Regions from separate parts of the Homo sapiens genome. Here regions 1 and 3 are each linked to region 2. A link is an interaction called in ENCODE POLR2A ChIA-PET data of the cell type or tissue named here. Cell type or tissue: OCI-LY7. All regions are shown on one strand. Each heading gives the region's core, and the rest is flanking DNA. Links, peaks and the distances in the headings are about the cores only.

Region 1 (5,651 bases), core at 830-4,829, 67 kb before region 2:
CTGTTGCCTCTATAGAACCCGCTAATGCCCACGGCGTGCCAGATACCCAACTAGTAGAGGTACTCTCAGGTACTTCTGTTCCCACAAATTGAGCTAAGCGCTCACAAGAAGCCAGGGCTATTGGTTCCCAACCCACATCTGCCCATGCTACTTGCAATTCTGATTATGCAATTTAATTATCATGAAAACCAATGAAATGTGAGTGCAAAAATAAGTTCTTGTTCCTATGAAAACTAGAGTTGTATGCTTTGGAAAGATTTGATAAAAAGAAGTTACACACAAAAATTGCTGTTGAATTAGTGTGGGAAAGACATGTGGTGAAGACTAGCAAAAAAATCATAAATATTTTAGGGTAATTCTCGGTAATGTAGAGTAAGGCTCGGATTGCCTTGTGTGTTTCAGTTCTCCTTCTACTCTAAAGAAACCCAAACTGGAATGTATGGTAGATTCCAATAGAAAAGTAAGCTCTGTGAGTGCAGAGACTTTGTGTTGTTTACTGCTGTGTCCTTATCACCTAAATTATGTCTGGCACATAGTAGGAACACAACACATATTTGTAGAATAAACAAACTGTAGGTTGGGCGCAGTGGCTCACGCCTGTAATCCCAACACTTTGGGAGGCCGAGGTGGGCGGGTCATGAGATCGAGAGATCAAGACGAGCCTGGCCAACATGGTGAAACTCCGTCTCTACTAAAAATACAAAAATTAGCTGGGCATGATGGCACACTCCTGTAATCCCAGCTACTCGGGAGGCTGAGGCAGGAGAATTGCTTGAACCTGGGAGGTGGAGGTTGCAGTGTGCTGAGATCACACCACTGCACTCCAACCTGGCGAAAGAGCGAGACTCTGTCTCAAAAAAATAAATAAATAAACTGTAGATACAGGGAATGCAAGAAAGATAAAGCAGAACTTCAATTAATAGATACCTGCTCCAAGAAAATGCCTTGATCCTACCCTTAAAGAAAATGATAACGAAACTTACCTTTATGTGCTTTAAGTTAAAATTGAAAGTTTAAGGTATGCTTTTACCATTTTCCCTGGTTTCCCTTGCAGATATTTTTAGTTAGTGAAATATCTACTGTCCTGACCACATTGGACAGGGGGGCTTAGCTTGTATTCAGAAGTGGGGACAGCATTTTGGTTATCTAATAGGCACTGCCCACCCCATGGTGGATTTCCAGATCAGCAGAGGACTACCCAGATCATGATACTTAATGCAGACTCCTCTGATCTCCCCTCTCCAGAAGGTAACTAGAAAAACCTGCTCTGGCTCAGAAAGGAAGAGACCTGATAGGAGGCAGGTTGCATCTCTAGATAGAGATTGGTCCAGAAGGAAAGGCCATCCCTTTGAACCTTCTCTGACCCTACGGTAAGCTATAGTGGGGATGTGTGCAGGTAACAAATGCCTCTTCCACTTCAGATTGTGTTTGAGATTCTTTGGATTTGGACTTAGAGGATCTGAGCTCAAATTTCTATATACAATTAGCCCTTGAACAACACAGGTTTGAACTACACAGTCCACTTATACGTGAATTTTCTTTTGCCTCTGCCACCCCAGAGACAAGAAGACCAAACCCTCCTCTTCCTCCTCCTCCTTCTCAGTCTGCCTACTTAACATGAACATGATAAGGATGAAGTGGAAGTGATGATCCACTTCCATGTAATGAATATAAATATATTTTCTCTTTCTCCTTCCTTCCCTTCTTCCTTCCTTTTCCTTCCTTCCTTCCCTCATTTTCCTTCCTTCCTTCCTTCGCTTTTTCCTTCCTTCCCTCCTTCCTTTCTTTCTTGACAGAGTCTTGCTCTGTCATGCAGGCTGGAGTGCAGTGACACAATCATAGCTCACTGCAGCCTTGAACTCCTGGGCTCAAGTGATCCTTCTGTCTCAGCCTCTGGAGTAGCTGGAACTATAGGTGCACAACACCACACCCAGCTAATTATTTATTTATTTTTTTAATTTTTTCTTTTTTTTGAGATAGAGTCTCATTCTGTCACCCAGGCTAGAGTGCAGTGGCATTATCTCGGCTCACTGCAACCTCTGCCTCCCAGGTTCAAGCAATTCTCCTGCTTCAGCCTTCCGTGTAGCTGGGATTATAGGCGCCCACCACCATGTCTGGCTAATTTTCATATTTTCAGTAGAGACGGGGTTTCACCATGTTGGCCAGGCTGGTCTCAAACTCCTGACCTCAGGTGATCTGCCCACCTCAGCCTCCCAAAGTGTTGGGCCACCGTGCCCAGTCAATTATTTTTTATTTTGTAGAGATGGAGACTCACTGTGTTGCCCAGGCTGGCCTCAAACTGCTAGACTCAAGTGATTCTCCTGCCTTGGCCTCCCAAAGTGCTAGGATTACAGGTGTGAGCCACCATGCAAGGCCTATAATTAATAACATTTTCTTTCCTCTAGCTTACTTTATTGTATATAAGTAAGCTTTATTGTATATAAGCATATATACTTTATTGTATATAAGTATATAAGACATACAAAATATGTGTTAGTTGGTTGTTTATAATATTGGTAAGGTTTCCAGTCAACAGTAGGCCATTAGTAGTTAAGTTTTGGGGGAGTTAAAAGTTACATGTGAAGTTCTTACTGCACAGGAGTTGGTGCCCTTGTCCCTGTGTTATTCAAGGATCAACTACTAATATATTAACCTTGTGGCCTTGAACTAATTAGCACACTTCTCCAAGCCAGAACTTCCTAACTGGTGGCCAGGGAGTGGGTTACAGGTATGATAAGATATTGATCCTCTCAATGCAAGGCCTAGGGCAGCTAGAACCTCTGGGTTAATTACCTCTGGTGCCAGCAGCCTCATACTTTTTCCATAGTGTGATATGTGTGTGTGTGTGTGTGTGTGTGTGTGCACATAAATGTTTTTTTCCGTTTCCTATGTGTATCATGATATGGAACAGGTTATGAACATTAAGAGTTGCAGCATTAGCTCCTCAGCTAATAATGCCCATTATGCCTCTGTGAACAGGTTGTTGAGAGGATCATATGAGATACAGGTGTGAAATACTGTGAAAACTGTGAGAGTTATAAAGTAGTAGGCAGGGTGCAGTGGCTCACGCCTGTAATCCCAGCACTTTGGGAGGCCAAGGCGGGTGGATCACCTGAGGTCGGGAGTTCAAGATCAGCCTGACCAACATGGTGAAACCCTGTCTCTACTAAAAATACAAAATTAGCCGGGCATGGTGGCACATGCCTGTAGCCCCAGCTACTTGGGAGGCTGAGGCAAGAGAATCGCTTGAACCTGGGAGGTGGAGGTTGCGGTGAGCTGTGATCGTGCCATTGCACTCCAGCCTGGGCAGCAAGAGCAAAACTCCGTCTCAATAAAATAAAGCAGGAGGCCTCATGACAGACCAAGTGCCTGGTGTTATCTAGCAGCACGGGAAAGTTTGATTCCATTTCTCTAGCCCTAGTTTCTTCACCAGATTCTTGAATCAGTAGAGAAAGAAGGGTGGGGGCAGGAGGAGTTGGCATATGGTGATCAAAATATTATCTTTATTTCTGGTAACTCTGATATTAGCATTATCTGTAGACAAGTGAGCTTCCTAATACTAAACCCCAATATCATTTTCCCACCCAGTCATGGGTAGCTCCAAATATTCATCTCCTGCAGGGGAAACGTCTGTACAGGGCAGAAAGCATACTCCCTGTGGGCAGAAAAGAGAAGAGGAGGGGATTGGTCCATGCATGTCAAGTTTCTTCTTCTACACTTGCCAGTCAGATACCTCACTTACCTCTCCTGGGACGGAGTGAGGGGTGGGAGGGAACAGGGGCAGGAGTGTTCCATTAATAGACTAGTGGGTAGGATTCTTCACACTGAAGAATGCATATCACTTGTACCTGCTTGAGATTTGGAAGGAGGCTGTGGTCTGTGTTGTCTGCTGTTTCCTTGCAAATATGGGCACAGGGGCACTGGACTTCCACAGGTGTCATTCTGGAGCCACACCTACTGTGGTGGCTTCCTGGTCCCTTCACCTTCTTGACGGGGACACAGGTAGCAGCTTCTTTAGCAGACATTTCTGCAATGTTCTGCTGGTTATTGCTGGCAACATAGCCTAGGACCTGCTCCTTTAGCCTACCAGTGAATTTTTAAGCACCTAATTTCCTGAATTAAATTCTTTTCTTCTTAGAGTGTTCAAGTGGTGGCTATTATCTGAAATATAACAGTGATGGAGGAGCATTTTATCAGTATTAACCTTTCTTGGAAAACTTCTCTTTTGCTGTCCCCTCCCTGCCTTCCTGCATTGGTTCTTTTTGTTTCTTATTGACCAGCATTGGGTCACATACCTATACCTAAAACTATCACTGACCAAGGGAACACTGTCCATGTTCAGATCACACTAATCATCAAATAGCCAGTGTGGAATGGTGAGCATCCCACCTTTTTAGACATATATTTTCTCATCTAGCAGCTTAGGTTCTGCTGATTATTTTGGGACCCCATGCCTAGGTCTTAGAGAGAAATCTTCAACATTTAAAAGCTAATCTTATTCCAAGCTACCTCACCAGATTCCTGGGTTCTTCTCTAATTATAATCTAAACTAGCACTCTTCTGCAACACATTAAATATCTGTTGAATAACAACAACTGTGATATGTTATTATGAATAACACAATAAATATCTGTTGAATTGATTGGATTTTAACTCTGAGTCTGGCAGTTTCAGAGGCAGCCCTGGGTTACCCTGGGTTACTACTGATGGAGAGTAGGCTACAAAGCCATTACACCTCAGCTATTGGCTACTCAAGTGCATGCCTTGGAATGGCAGCAGGAAGAGCAGGTGAAACTCATTGTCAGACCCTTGTCTCCAGTTCATTACTTAAAAAAGAACAAAGACTTCTAGATGCCCTTGAAGAAAGAGGAGTGCCGTCTTCCCTTTTGTCACCTGGGTTGCTTTCTGGAGAAATCAGGCCTCACCTCCTTCCACAGTCTGACACAGTGATGACATTTTTTAAGGACGGTAGTGGTTTTGGTTAAATTATCTTTCCTCTTGGAGATTCAGATCCAATCAGTGAATATATATCGAGTATCTGCTTCATGCAAAGAATGCACGGGGCTGTAGAGTACACATCTTGTTTCTTATCCCCAAGTGGTTTATCAACTCATGTGTAAACAATGCTTTTTCTTGTTTTTCACTACTCAGGTCATTAAAGGAAGATCTAAAATTCATATTTCTGATTCATTTGAATGGGTGCATATGGGGAGATAGGAAGGAGTTTTACTTCAGTTCATAAAAGTTTTAAACTGCAATCTTTTTCTGGAGAGCAGGGGGGACAGAGTCTCACTCTGTTGCCCAGGTTGGAGTTTAGTGGAATAATCACGGCTCACTGCAACCTCTGCCTCCTGGGCTCAAACAATCCTCCTGCCTCAGCCTCTTGGCGCATGCCACCATGGGGGCCCAGCTAATTTTTCTGTAGAGATGAGGTCTCACTACTGCCCAGGCTGGTCTCAAACATCTGGACTCAACTGATCCTCCCACTTCAGCCTCCCAAAGTGCTGGGATTACAGGCATAAGCCACCACACCCAACCTACAATCTTTTAAGTCATTTTCTGGAGACTGAAAGAGATTTACTGGTTGTGACCCTTTAGGGACCTCTCTGCTTGGAAGGAAGGGACTATGTTTTTTTGAATCATTTTTTTTA
Region 2 (5,651 bases), core at 671-4,670:
AAACTGCTCCTAAGATTAGTGTTTGAGCTATTTTGTAGACTCTGCACTTGATGGATCAGTTGGCACCACCCAGACTGATAAACTGAATCATGTGATCTTGTGGCTCCTACCCAGGAACTAACTCGGTGCAGACAGCTTCAACCCCCTATGATTTCATCCCTGACCAACCTGCACTCCCAGCTCACCGGCTCCCCACCCCCAACCCACCAAGTTGTTCTTTTTTTTTTTTTTTTTTTTTTTTTGAGACGGAGTCTCCCTCTGTCACCCAGGCTGGAGTGCAGTGGGGCGATCTCGGCTAACTGCAAACTCTGCCCCCGCAGGTTCAAGTGATTCTCCTGCCTCAGCCTCCTGAGTAGCTGGGATTACAGGCGCACGCCACCATGCCCAGCTAATTTTTGTATTTTTAGTAGAGATGGAGTTTCACTATGTTGGTCAGGCTGGTCTCCGACTCCTGAGCTCATGATCTGCCTGCCTCAGCCTCCCAAAGTGCTGGGATTACAGCCATGAGCCACTGTGCCCAGCCCCAACCCACCAAGTTGTTCTTAAAAATTCTGCTTCTTGGGTGTGGTGGCTCATGCCTGTAATCCCAGCACTTTGGGAGGCCGAGGTGGGCGGATCACGAGGTCAGGAGATGGAGACCATGCTGGCCAACATGGTGAAACCCCGTCTCTACTAAAATACAAAAAAAAAAAAAAATAGCTGGGTGTGGTGGTGCGCACCTGTAGTCTTAGCTACTCAGGAGGCTGAGGCAGGGGAATTGCTTAAACCTGGGAGGCAGAGATTGCAGTGAGCCGAGGACGCTCCACTGCATTCCAGCCTGGCGACAGAGCAAGACTCCGTCTAAAAAAAAAAACAAAACAAAAAACAAACATCAACTCTGCTCCCCGAATGCTTGGGGAGACTGATTTGAGTAATAAAACTCAGGTCTCCCACACAGCCAGCTCTGAGCGAATTACTCTTTCTCCATTGCAATTCCCCTGTCTTGATAAATCGGCTCTGTCTAGGCAGCGGGCAAGGTGAACCCCTTGGGTGGTTACAGAAGCAGAAGGGGAGAAACAATTTCCAAGCCCTGAACACACATGCAGAGTCGCACCCACAGTTGGCTTAATTTAACATGACACAAAAAACGTTCCTGGCTAAACCGCTGCATATTAATTTGGACAATTACTTTCAGCCAGTGGCGTGCTAGGGCCAGCTTATACTGGCTCCAGAGAGGCAATTGTTAAACACTCAGAATTTTAACAGCAGGTTGGTGTCTTGAAATCGGCCACTGTTGGAAGTATTTACACCAAGGAAATTGGCAAATGTTATGAACTAGGGCATTTGGGGTGGGAGAAAAGAGCCACTTTACCAGCATACTCCTGCCTTTAGCCCAACTCAGCATTTCCTCCACCCACAAACTCTCAGTTTTGTTTGGTCTATTTCCCTCACTTACGCTTTAGTAGAGGCCGTATAGTGCAGTTAAGAGGAGGGGCTATAGGGCCATACTATCCTTGTGCAAGTCTATACACTAGCAATGGGACCCTGAGCACACTGCTTAATATCTCTATGATTCCTTGTTCCCATCCCTATGACTAGAGCTGTTCATTGCACCTTCTCATAGGATTTTCATGGGGTTAAATGAGTTAATACATTCAAAGGACCTAGAGCAGTGCCTGGAGAAAAAGGAGCTCCACAAGTATTAGCTATCATCATTCTAAAACTGAAATTTCAGTTAGTTCTCTTATTTTACTTTTGTGGTTAGAAGATGCAAATATCTACTCACCAGTTTAAACCCTGCACTGCTTGCTGAATATAAATATCCCCAATGCCTCACTTTTGGGTGAGTAATACCAGGTCAACTCACGCCTTCTTCCTCTCAAAAAAAAAAAAAAAGGAATAGCAGTGATACATGGTAAAAAGCCTACTCATACTATGATTCCAAAATGTGGGTATTGGTTTTGCATCTCATTTCCAGAATTAGAAAAAGTCTCCTCTGTATTTAGTTTTTATAAGTTCTCCTTTTTTTTTTTCCCATTTCAGTTTTAAGATGCGCTGTATTTTTCTTATTTTCAGGGTCCCGAAATCAGGATGGGTGTTTCAGTTGATGCATGCGTTTGATGTGGTTGTGTTTCTTTTCCTCCGCCTAAAAGCAGTTATTAAAATGATGGCGTTTGCAGATCTAGATTTGAAAGAAAAGAATAATGGTGCATCTTGCAATCAATAGTGTTTTAGAATCCAGGAAACACAGTAATAATACTCAACGAAAAAGTCAGTTCTAGGATGCCAGCTTCCGCATCCAGTGTCTTGTCCCCAGGAGCACGATGTTCCAAGGGTGGGGCTGTGTCCTGTTGTGCCTGCTGCAGCCATGCTTTCTTTCCTTTAGGATCAGTGTTGGTGGGGGCTTGGCCCAGGATTGGATGGTATCTTGTTTTGTTTTTTTGAGATAGAGTTTCACTCTCTCGCCCGGGCTGGAGTGCAGTGATCGCAGCCCACTACAGCCTCGAATTCCTGGGCTCAAGTGCCCTCCTGCCATGGCCTCCCAGTTCTGGGACTACAGGCATTAGCCCCTGTACCCAGCCATGGATGTTTTTTAAGTGTGCAAAGATTCCTCCTCATTCTTCAATTAAAAGCATAGTGAACCATCTGCTGGGCTGGGATTGGACTATGAGAGAGAAAAGCACTAAGACAAGCTGAAAACACAGGTGAAAGTAGCAAGCAGGCTCCCAAATAAAGAGCAGGCCCAGCTCTGCCAGTCAGCACGCGCACACACACACACACACACACACACACACACACACACGTTATGTTTTTGAGTCACGCCCCTTCCTTGTTCCACATGATTGGTCTACACTTCACACTTCCCCTATAATCTCAGTTTCTTTCACCTGGTTTCTTGCCCAAACAGCTTGTTGGGTTTAAGAAGGAGAAATCTATAAAAGAATTGAAGTCTCTTCAGGGAAGGGCCTAGCAGAGCAATTCTGGCTGTGGCAACTCCCCTGGGGTGGCTCCTCCCTAGCCATCTCCTGAGCACACAAGCAAGGACCCTTTCCTCTCAGCTGTCACTCTGGACATGTGTAATGATCCCAATACAGGAGACTCTGAGCCGCAGCCCCTAGGCCCACCTTACGTGTGAGAACTCTCCTGTGTGAGGCCGAGGCAAAGCTGCACGGGATCCTGAGAGAGCAGCAGCCAGAGCAGAAGCTGCAGGAGAGACTGGCACATGGAAGCCAGCCTGTCTCCACAGCCCATGTTCTTGTTTTGTTCTAACTCTACGTGCTTTGGTCGGTTTCCCCTACAACACAGCAGCAGCAGGTGGGCGCACAATGCAGGGACCGGCCCACCCTGACATGGCTGTGTTTGGCAGCCCTGCACACCCCCTTTTCTTTTTTTGCAGGAGTCAGGAGACTGGGGTGGAAGAGGTGGAGACCCAGTCATATCAGGCAAGGGAGGTCTGCACTGCGCTGCAGCCAGAAGGCTAACAGATCACATCCCCACTGTCCCTTCCCAGCTCTGCTCTCCTGCTCTGTGGAGCAGGCCTGGCTGGATACCCCACATGCTACTGCTCTGCATCCACCCCACCCCCACATTCACACTGAAGCCACAGTCCCCAGGCTTACTCCCAGCCAGTGCTGAGCAGGGGTGCAGGGGGTGGGCACTAAGCAGGCCATTTCTGCAAGATCCAGGACTCCTCCAAAGGGCAGCTTTGGCCCAGAGACTCCTCCTCCACCCAGCTGAACCTTTCTCAGAGCCGGGCTGCAGCCTAAGTCTCCCTACCTGTGCAGTAAAGAATTGAACCTTGCCCCTCAAAGAGGTCTAGTCTTTACCCTTGGCCCCCGGGAGGTCATCTTTGTTTGCCTGGGGGTCTTAGGCTGGCCAGATAGTAACAGTGTGACTTAGGGTGGGGAGTAGCCACACCAGAAAAGCCAACATTATGATTTGCATGGGGCTTGGGGTCACCAAGGTACCAACCAGGGCTCGAGTAAGCTTCCCTGCAGGGCACCCTTCAGATCCCCATCTCCTCACAGATACCTTGTTTATAAACCTCCACTAGCAGGATTCTGGAATTAAACACAGTAGCAGTTGATTGGCCCTTTGCAAATGAATTGAAATGGACCAATAAAAATGGAGAAATACACATACTCAGCAAATTATAGTAACATAGGCTTCATCCATCTACAAGTAAGAGAAAATGGCTGGGCACAGTGGCTCACACCTGTAATCCCAGCACTTTGGGAGGTCGACGCAGGTGGATCACATGAGGTCAGGAGTTCGAGACCAGCCTGGCTAACATGGTGAAACCCTATCTCTTAAAAATACAAAAAATTGGCCAGGCGTGGTGGCGCATGCCTGTAGTCCCAGTTACTTGGGAGGCTGAGGCAGGAGAATCACCTGAACCGGGGAGACAGAGATTGCAGTTAGCCGAGGTCGTGTTACTGCACTCCAGCCTGGGCAACAGAACAAGACTCCGTCTTGAAAAAACAGAAAAGAAAAAGAAAATGCAGCACGGATAGGTTACACAAGAAACAGAAATGAGCCAGAAAAACACTCCCAGTCCTTGCCAAGTTGGCAGTAAGCAGGGTGGCCGGCTCCCTCTCCCAAATCCATGCTGGAGAGACCATAGAGGGAAACAGGGATTCCAGGAACCAACAACCACAGCAGTAGCAACAAAACGTGTGAACCCCCTGGGGAGATGTCTCAGACCAGGATCTGGCCTTGGACACTTTCATATATGCACATGATACCAGAGTGAGCAGCCAGTGGCTTAGGGATGAGATGCTCTAAGTGGGGCATTGTCACTCCCTCAGAAGACAAATAGCAAACCCCATGAGCCATAAGTGTATCCAAAGCAGGACTGAACAGACAGACCAAGAATGTAAGACAAGCCCCATACGTATAATTAAGGCGCTAAGACAAAACAGAGTAAGTAGAAATATTGTGTCCAGAATTTATTACTTCCGGTGGGTTCTTGGTCTCACTGACTTCAAGAATGAAGCCACAGACCCTCGCGGTGATTATTATAGTTCTTAAAGATGGTGTGTCCGGAGTTTTTTCCTTCAGATGTTCAGATGTGTCCAGAATTTCTTCCTTCCGGTGGGTTTATGGTCTCGCTGACTTCAGGAGTGAAGCTGCAGACCTTCGCAGTGAGTGTTACAGCTCTTAAAGGCAGCGTGTCAGGAGTTGTTTGTTCCTCCCTCCCAGTGGGTTCATGGTCTTGTTGACTTCAGGAGTGAAGCCGCAGACCTCCGCAGTGAGTGTTACAGCTCATAAAAGTAGTGCGGACCCAAAGAATGAGAAGCAAAAAGATTTATTGTGAAGAGCGAAAGAACAAAGCTTCTACAGCATGGAAGGACACCTGAGCTGGTTGCCGCTGCTGGCTGGGGTGGCCAGCTTTTATTCCCTTATTTGGCCCCGCCCACATCCTGCTGATTGTTTTACCAAGTGCTGATTGGTCCATTTTACAGAGTGCTGATTGGTCCATTTTTACAGAGCGCTGATTGGTGCATTTACAATCCTTTAGCTAGACACAGAGTGCTCATTGGTGCATTTACAATCCTTTAGCCATACAGAAAAGTTCTCCAAGTTCCCACTTGACCCAGGAAGTCCAGCTAGCTTCACCTCTCAATATTAGGCACAAGAAAAGTAAAAACAGTCAGTGTGTAGCTCAAGTC
Region 3 (5,651 bases), core at 830-4,829, 120 kb before region 2:
TATTGGGAAATTAATGGACTTCCATTAGGGGAGAAGTAAACAAAAGTTGATAATATATATGCCGGTTTATCTATAGACACACAGTATCAGGAGCTGAAGAATGAATAGCTCTAAGCCAGGCTTGTTGTTAGGTTGAAAAAAAACCCAACCAGCCAACCACCAATTTGGTTTTTCTCAAGCTGTCAGCTGAAGCAGACAGAAGTAAAATGTTAAGTTGAGGGTGTTTTAAGGAACAAAGAAGATGCTATACTTGTTCCCATATTCTCCACCAAGTCAACCCTCCTTATGTGGCAGGGAGAGCTGCACTCAGACCCCGGATGCCTAGGGAGAAACTGGGAGGAATTTTTGCTCCCATCGCAGGTAGGATCTGGTGGTTTGTTGAAATCCACGTGGTTAGGAAACCTCAGATTAATCACCTGAGTGGTTTGGGAGACAGGTTGCTAGAGGCCAGAGGCACTCAGAGGCAAAAGGACACTGAGGCTTTATAAAGGCTCCTTCCATGGTGGACACTTGACAGCAGACACAGCAACCTACGATATCAGCCTCAGCGTTTACTGTTCCCCTACTCCAGAGTACAAAATATCTCCCTAGGTATTGAGCAAAAACACTGCGAGAACCATTCAACCTACTTCTATATAAATGTAGTCTTCATACTACATTAGACATTTTTTTTTTTTTTTTGAGACGCAGTCTGGCTCTATTGCCCAGGCTGGAGTACAGTGGCGTGATCTCGGCTCACTGCAACCTCCGCCTTCCGGGATCAAGCGAGTCTCCTGCCTCAGCCTCCGGAGTAGCTGGGATTACAGGCATGCACCACCGCGCCCGGCTAATTTTGTATTTTTAGTAGAGACGGGGTTTCGCCATGTTGGTCAGGCTGGTCTCGAACTCCTGACCTCGTGATCATCCCGCCTCGGTCCCCAAAGTGCTGGGATTACAGGTGTGAGCCACTACACCCGGCCGACATAAGACGTTTTGTTGGCTAACATTAGTACAGCACCCTAGAGTTTGTAAAGTGCACTCAGATCGATGGTCTTAATTGATCCAGTTGCACACAAACCTTATCATGATGTTCTGATTGTGAGCCATCAGTAAATAGTGGTGGTACTGAAGTTCTCCAGAACATGTCTCAGTCAGGGAAACCCTTCAATATGGTCTTACAAAGAAATATTAGTTTATTTGATAACTGAAAAGACAGAGGGTCTTGCTCTGTCACCCAGGCTGGAGTGCAGTGGCTTGATCATGGCTCACTGCAGCCTTGAGCTCCTGGGCTCAAGTGATCCTTCCACCTCAGCTTTCTGGGTAGCTGGGACTAGAGGCACACACCACCACACCCAGCTAGTTTTTAATTTTTTTTTTTTGTAGAGGTGGGGTCTTGCTATATTTCCCAGGTTGGTCTTGAACTCCTGGCCTCAAGTAATCCTCCTGCCTTGGCCTCTCAAAGCACTGGGATTACAAGTGTGAGCCACTGCACCTAGCCATAAGATATATTTAAGACAAAAGCTAATTGGTGTTGGCAGGTAAAACTCAAGAAAGGTGCAGGTATCCAGGTCCTCTTCTCTCCCTGGATCCTGTAGACAGTTGGGCTTTTTGGGGTGCAGCTGGATGCACCATCAATCATCTGAGGAGGGACCCCTGGTACCTCTTCCTTTTCATAGGTCAACTTGAGAGGGACTTTGCTGTGGTGGGAAAGTATTTCAGGGTTCAGACACTGATCAGCATGAGCATAGGGGCCCAAGGCTTAAGGAAGTGCTATGAAATGCCCAGCTAGTGTCTTCAGATCTCCTGGTACCATAGGAAGTTGAAGTTGGGCACAGCCAGCCTCTCCTCTTGGGGAAACAGTAAGGTAGCCCATTGCCAGGCAAACCCAAAAGGAGCTCTTAGGACCATTCATTGGATATTCCTATTTGTCACACCACACTTTCTACCCATATCCCCCAAACTTAGCTAGTACTTAGAACATAAAAAGTACTCCAAAAATAACTACAGCTGCCATTAATTGAGGGCCTATTGTGTGCAAGTGACTTGGCATATTTTATCACTAGTTCTCACAATGACTGTGCAAGATAGGTATTATTAGCTCTATTTTATAGATGAGGAAACAGAAGCTAGAGAAGGCTAAGTGACTTGCTTAGTAATATGCAAGTCACATAGAGCTAGTAAATGGTGGAGCTGAAATATGAACCCATATCTCTGTGACTCCTTTTACCCCCAGGCTATGTAGCCTGTCACTGTGAACATAGTCTCTCTCCTCTCCTCCCCACTGGCCCCCGTACATGTGTGTCTGTCTGTCTCCAGCTCGACCTCTCCCTGTCCTGCTGTCTCTGTTTCTCTCTCATCTGTGGGTAGGTTCCCACCACTTCCTTTCCTGAAGTCCATGCCTTGCGTGCCTGCCTACTGAAATGTGCTTCACCAGTGAGGCCTCCTGACCCTTCTGCATTGTCACAAGCTGGCCTGGATGATTTTTCTCACCTCACCCAGTCTAGTTTGCTCTCTACCTTCCAAGCCCAGCAGGTACTTGAAAAGTAGTGGTCATCTGCTGTTAGTAAAAGCTCCAAGTAAGAAAAATGTAAGCTAAACTAGGAGCAGAACAAAAAGGAAGTTAAGAGATAAGAACCAAACCTGGTTTCTTGGCAGGGCACTTAGGGAAAGAATGACCCAAGGTCAGTCAAACCTGCACCCTAAAGCAGGAAGGGCCTCTGGCCTTTTCACTCAGCAAGATGCTCAGGGGACAACCCAGAACATAGTGACTCTGGCTGAGGACGCTGTTACATTCCCCAGGGACTTGTAAGGCCTAACAATCACCATCCTCCTCCCGCTCCTCCTCATCAAATGCATTTATTAAACAGCCTAATTATTAAACAAGGCAGGTGGAAGAGAAAGGTGGGAAATTGGAAGGTTGAATCAAGCTTTTTAAAAAGCTAGAAAAATGACTCACTTTGTGTAACCTCTCATTTGGAGAAAAAAGTGGATGTTCCTGATCCAGCCAGGTACATTTTTAGACCTGTAGGGGAGAGATAGGGAAACAGACCATTTTTTCTCTCAGTCACAACTACTGTGAGCTCAGAGCTGAACTGCCAGGCCTCTAGAATAAATTCAGAGGATTTATTCTTCCAACAAGGGCCAGAAAACTGACAGAATCACAGGCAAGAATAATATCTGTTCAAGTCAATGTTTAGAATATTAGAAGTGTGAAGACATTTTATTAGCAAATCCACCAGATTTTCTCCTTAAGGTAAGAAATTGTGCTCTATTTTTTTCTCCTTCCTTTTTCTTTCTTTCTTTCTCTCTTTCTTTCTCTTTCTCTCTCTCTCTTTCTTTCAGAGTCTCACTCTATTGCCCAGGCAATCTCAGTTCACTGCAACCTCCACCTCCTAGGTTCAAGTGATTCTCCTGCCTCAGCCTCCTGAGTAGCTGGGATTACAGGCATGCACCTCCATGCCCAGCTAATTTTTGTATTTTTAGTACAGAGAAGGTTTCATCATGTTGACCAGGCTGGTCTCAAACTTCTGACCTCAGGTGATCCACCCACTTTGGCCTCCCAAAGTGCTGGGATTACAGGCATGAGCCACCACGCCCAGCTATTTAGTTTTAAATCCTGGGATGGAGCCCAGTGTCTGACACAGAGAGATGCTCAATAAATGTTTGCTAGGGCCAGGCATGGTGGCTCATGCCTGTAATACCAGCACTTCAGAAGGCCAAGGCAGGAGAATCATTTGAGCCCAAGAGTCCGAGACCAGCCTGGGCAATATAGCAAGATCCCCATCTCTACAAAAAAAAATTTAAAACAATTATATTGAAAAGCTTACTAGGATAAAATTGAAGGCAAGAGCTGAGTCTTGCACAATTTTGTATTCCATTCAGTGCCCAGCACTAAGTGAATGAGTGCCTGCAGGCATTAATGAATGAAAAATGCACTTTTTGATTTGCCTTTGAAGGAAAGCATATGCCTTTGCAAGCAGTGGTATCATCTTCCTAATTATCCAAGAAGTCTGTGTTCTCTTCTTAATTTCATTTTGATTTTGTTCCCTTAAGAAGACAGAGCTTTTGCTAAACGAATCTGGCTACTAAAAAGAAACAGTTCTGCTGGCTTTTCTTCTTCCTCATGTAGTGGCAAACAGTCCTGAACTTCTGGATCTGTCAAGGTATTTCCTATGTTCCTGTCTGGGCACAGGTCAGGATTCTCCCAGGAGCTGGTCTCATTTGCCTTCAGCTTTCCTGGTCCTCCTGTCGAATCTCACCTCTCCTCCTTGTTCTTTGTTTTGCCCCAGTTGAGTTTTAATCCCTTTTGCCCAGCAGCTCCCTCCTCTCCCAGTACAGTAAATCTCATCTCTCTCAGTGTAGCACATTAGCACATTTACGTGGAAAGTATTTAATACATATGGATCATATGGGTAGCCAAGAAAGTACATGGTCTGTGGGGGGGAAACTGAAGTAGGAGCAGGGAGAGGCAAGAACCTTTTCTCAAAAGAGTCCTGAGTGTGGCCAGGCACGGTGGCTCACACCTGTAATCCCAGCACTTTGGAAGGCCAAAGGAGGTGAATCATTTGAGGTCAAGAGTTCAAGACAAACCTGGCCAATATGGTGAAACCCGGTCTCTACTAAAAATACAAAAATTAGCCAGGCAGTGGTGGCGCATGCCTGTAATCCCAGCTACTTGGGAGGCTGAGGCTCGAGAATTGCTTGAGCTTGGGAGGCGGAGGTTGTGGTGAGTCAAGATCATGCCGCTGCACTCCAGCCTGGGTGACAGAGTGAGACCCTGTCTCAAGAAAAAAAAAAAAAAAGAGTCCTGAGTGGAGGGATAGTAGGGATCAGTGATGAGCTTTCTTTTCACAAACAGAAACAGGTGTGAGTCACTGAAGGGGCTTCATTTGGGAGATGAAGTACATTTCATTCTATCAGTTCCCTTCACAAATATATAAAAGCTCCCTATTTTACAGCTGAGGAACTGAAACTCAGAGAGGTTAGGAGACTTCCTGACCACACCTTCAGGCTGAGCTAGGTACCCCTCCTCTAGGCTTCTCTCATGGGACCTCTGTCTTAGTGCTCATCACACTGTGATACAGTTACTTACTAATATCTTTTTCTACTCAATTTTCTGTGCACTCACAGAAGGCAGAAACTGTACCTTTCATTTCCATGATTCTCATGGATAAAGCCCTCAATAAATGTTTGCCAGATGAATGACTTGCCCAAGGTCACACTGCTAATATATGGCAGAACCGGGACCAGAACCAAGACCTCCGACTCCCCAGATCCCATATCCTTGCTGTTCTCCTGGGATGTTTTCTGGAAGAAAATGAGCTGTGGGCCTAAAAAGAAGCCAATCAAGCATTTGGCAGGTTAGTGAACTATACTGAGAGATTTTTTTTTTTTTTTAACTTTCATTCTCCTTTCTTTTTGCTATTGTCAAGAATTTTAGGCAGTTACTCAGAGCTGAGCCAGGTGGGTCACATCTATAATCCCTGCTCCCAAAATAGCTGAATTCATCATGTCTTCAGAGGGGGAGGCTTTGCCGATAAAAGTGAGGGCTGCAAATCTCCACAGATGGCTTTCTCGCTCCCTCTCCTGCCCGCCTGCCAGGTGTGAACAAACACTTTGAAGTAATTTGGGGATGCCTGGGAGGAAATGTCAAAGGCTGTGCTTCATGGTTC

The links. ChIA-PET counts read pairs that join two places held together with the same protein. Peaks named below come from ENCODE experiments on the same cell type or tissue, not always from the same donor. Only the 100,000 strongest peaks of a DNase experiment are listed, where the experiment ranks them.
Region 1: POLR2A ChIA-PET joins it to region 2 with 14 read pairs; 5 of 35 experiments call an interaction of 5 or more read pairs at or near these places.
Region 3: POLR2A ChIA-PET joins it to region 2 with 13 read pairs; 6 of 35 experiments call an interaction of 5 or more read pairs at or near these places.

Annotation. Positions count from the first base shown.
Region 1 is chr14:65,270,023-65,275,673 of GRCh38, reverse strand. No RefSeq gene overlaps it. Among named protein-coding and RNA genes, the nearest start is that of LINC02324, 51 kb to the right of the region's middle. In OCI-LY7, for the core only: no CTCF peak of the experiment used is centred there; no DNase peak of the experiment used is centred there.
Region 2 is chr14:65,202,728-65,208,378 of GRCh38, reverse strand. No RefSeq gene overlaps it. Among named protein-coding and RNA genes, the nearest start is that of LINC02324, 17 kb to the left of the region's middle. RefSeq lists an enhancer at 3,238-3,347. In OCI-LY7, for the core only: no CTCF peak of the experiment used is centred there; DNase peaks (open chromatin) are centred at 1,458, 1,788, 2,188 and 2,808; H3K4me3 peaks cover 3,330 bases; H3K27ac peaks cover 4,000 bases.
Region 3 is chr14:65,318,179-65,323,829 of GRCh38, reverse strand. No RefSeq gene overlaps it. Among named protein-coding and RNA genes, the nearest start is that of MIR4708, 14 kb to the left of the region's middle. RefSeq lists enhancers at 2,144-2,233, 2,454-2,563, 4,634-4,853. In OCI-LY7, for the core only: no CTCF peak of the experiment used is centred there; DNase peaks (open chromatin) are centred at 2,329, 2,749 and 4,070; H3K4me3 peaks cover 2,610 bases; H3K27ac peaks cover 3,356 bases.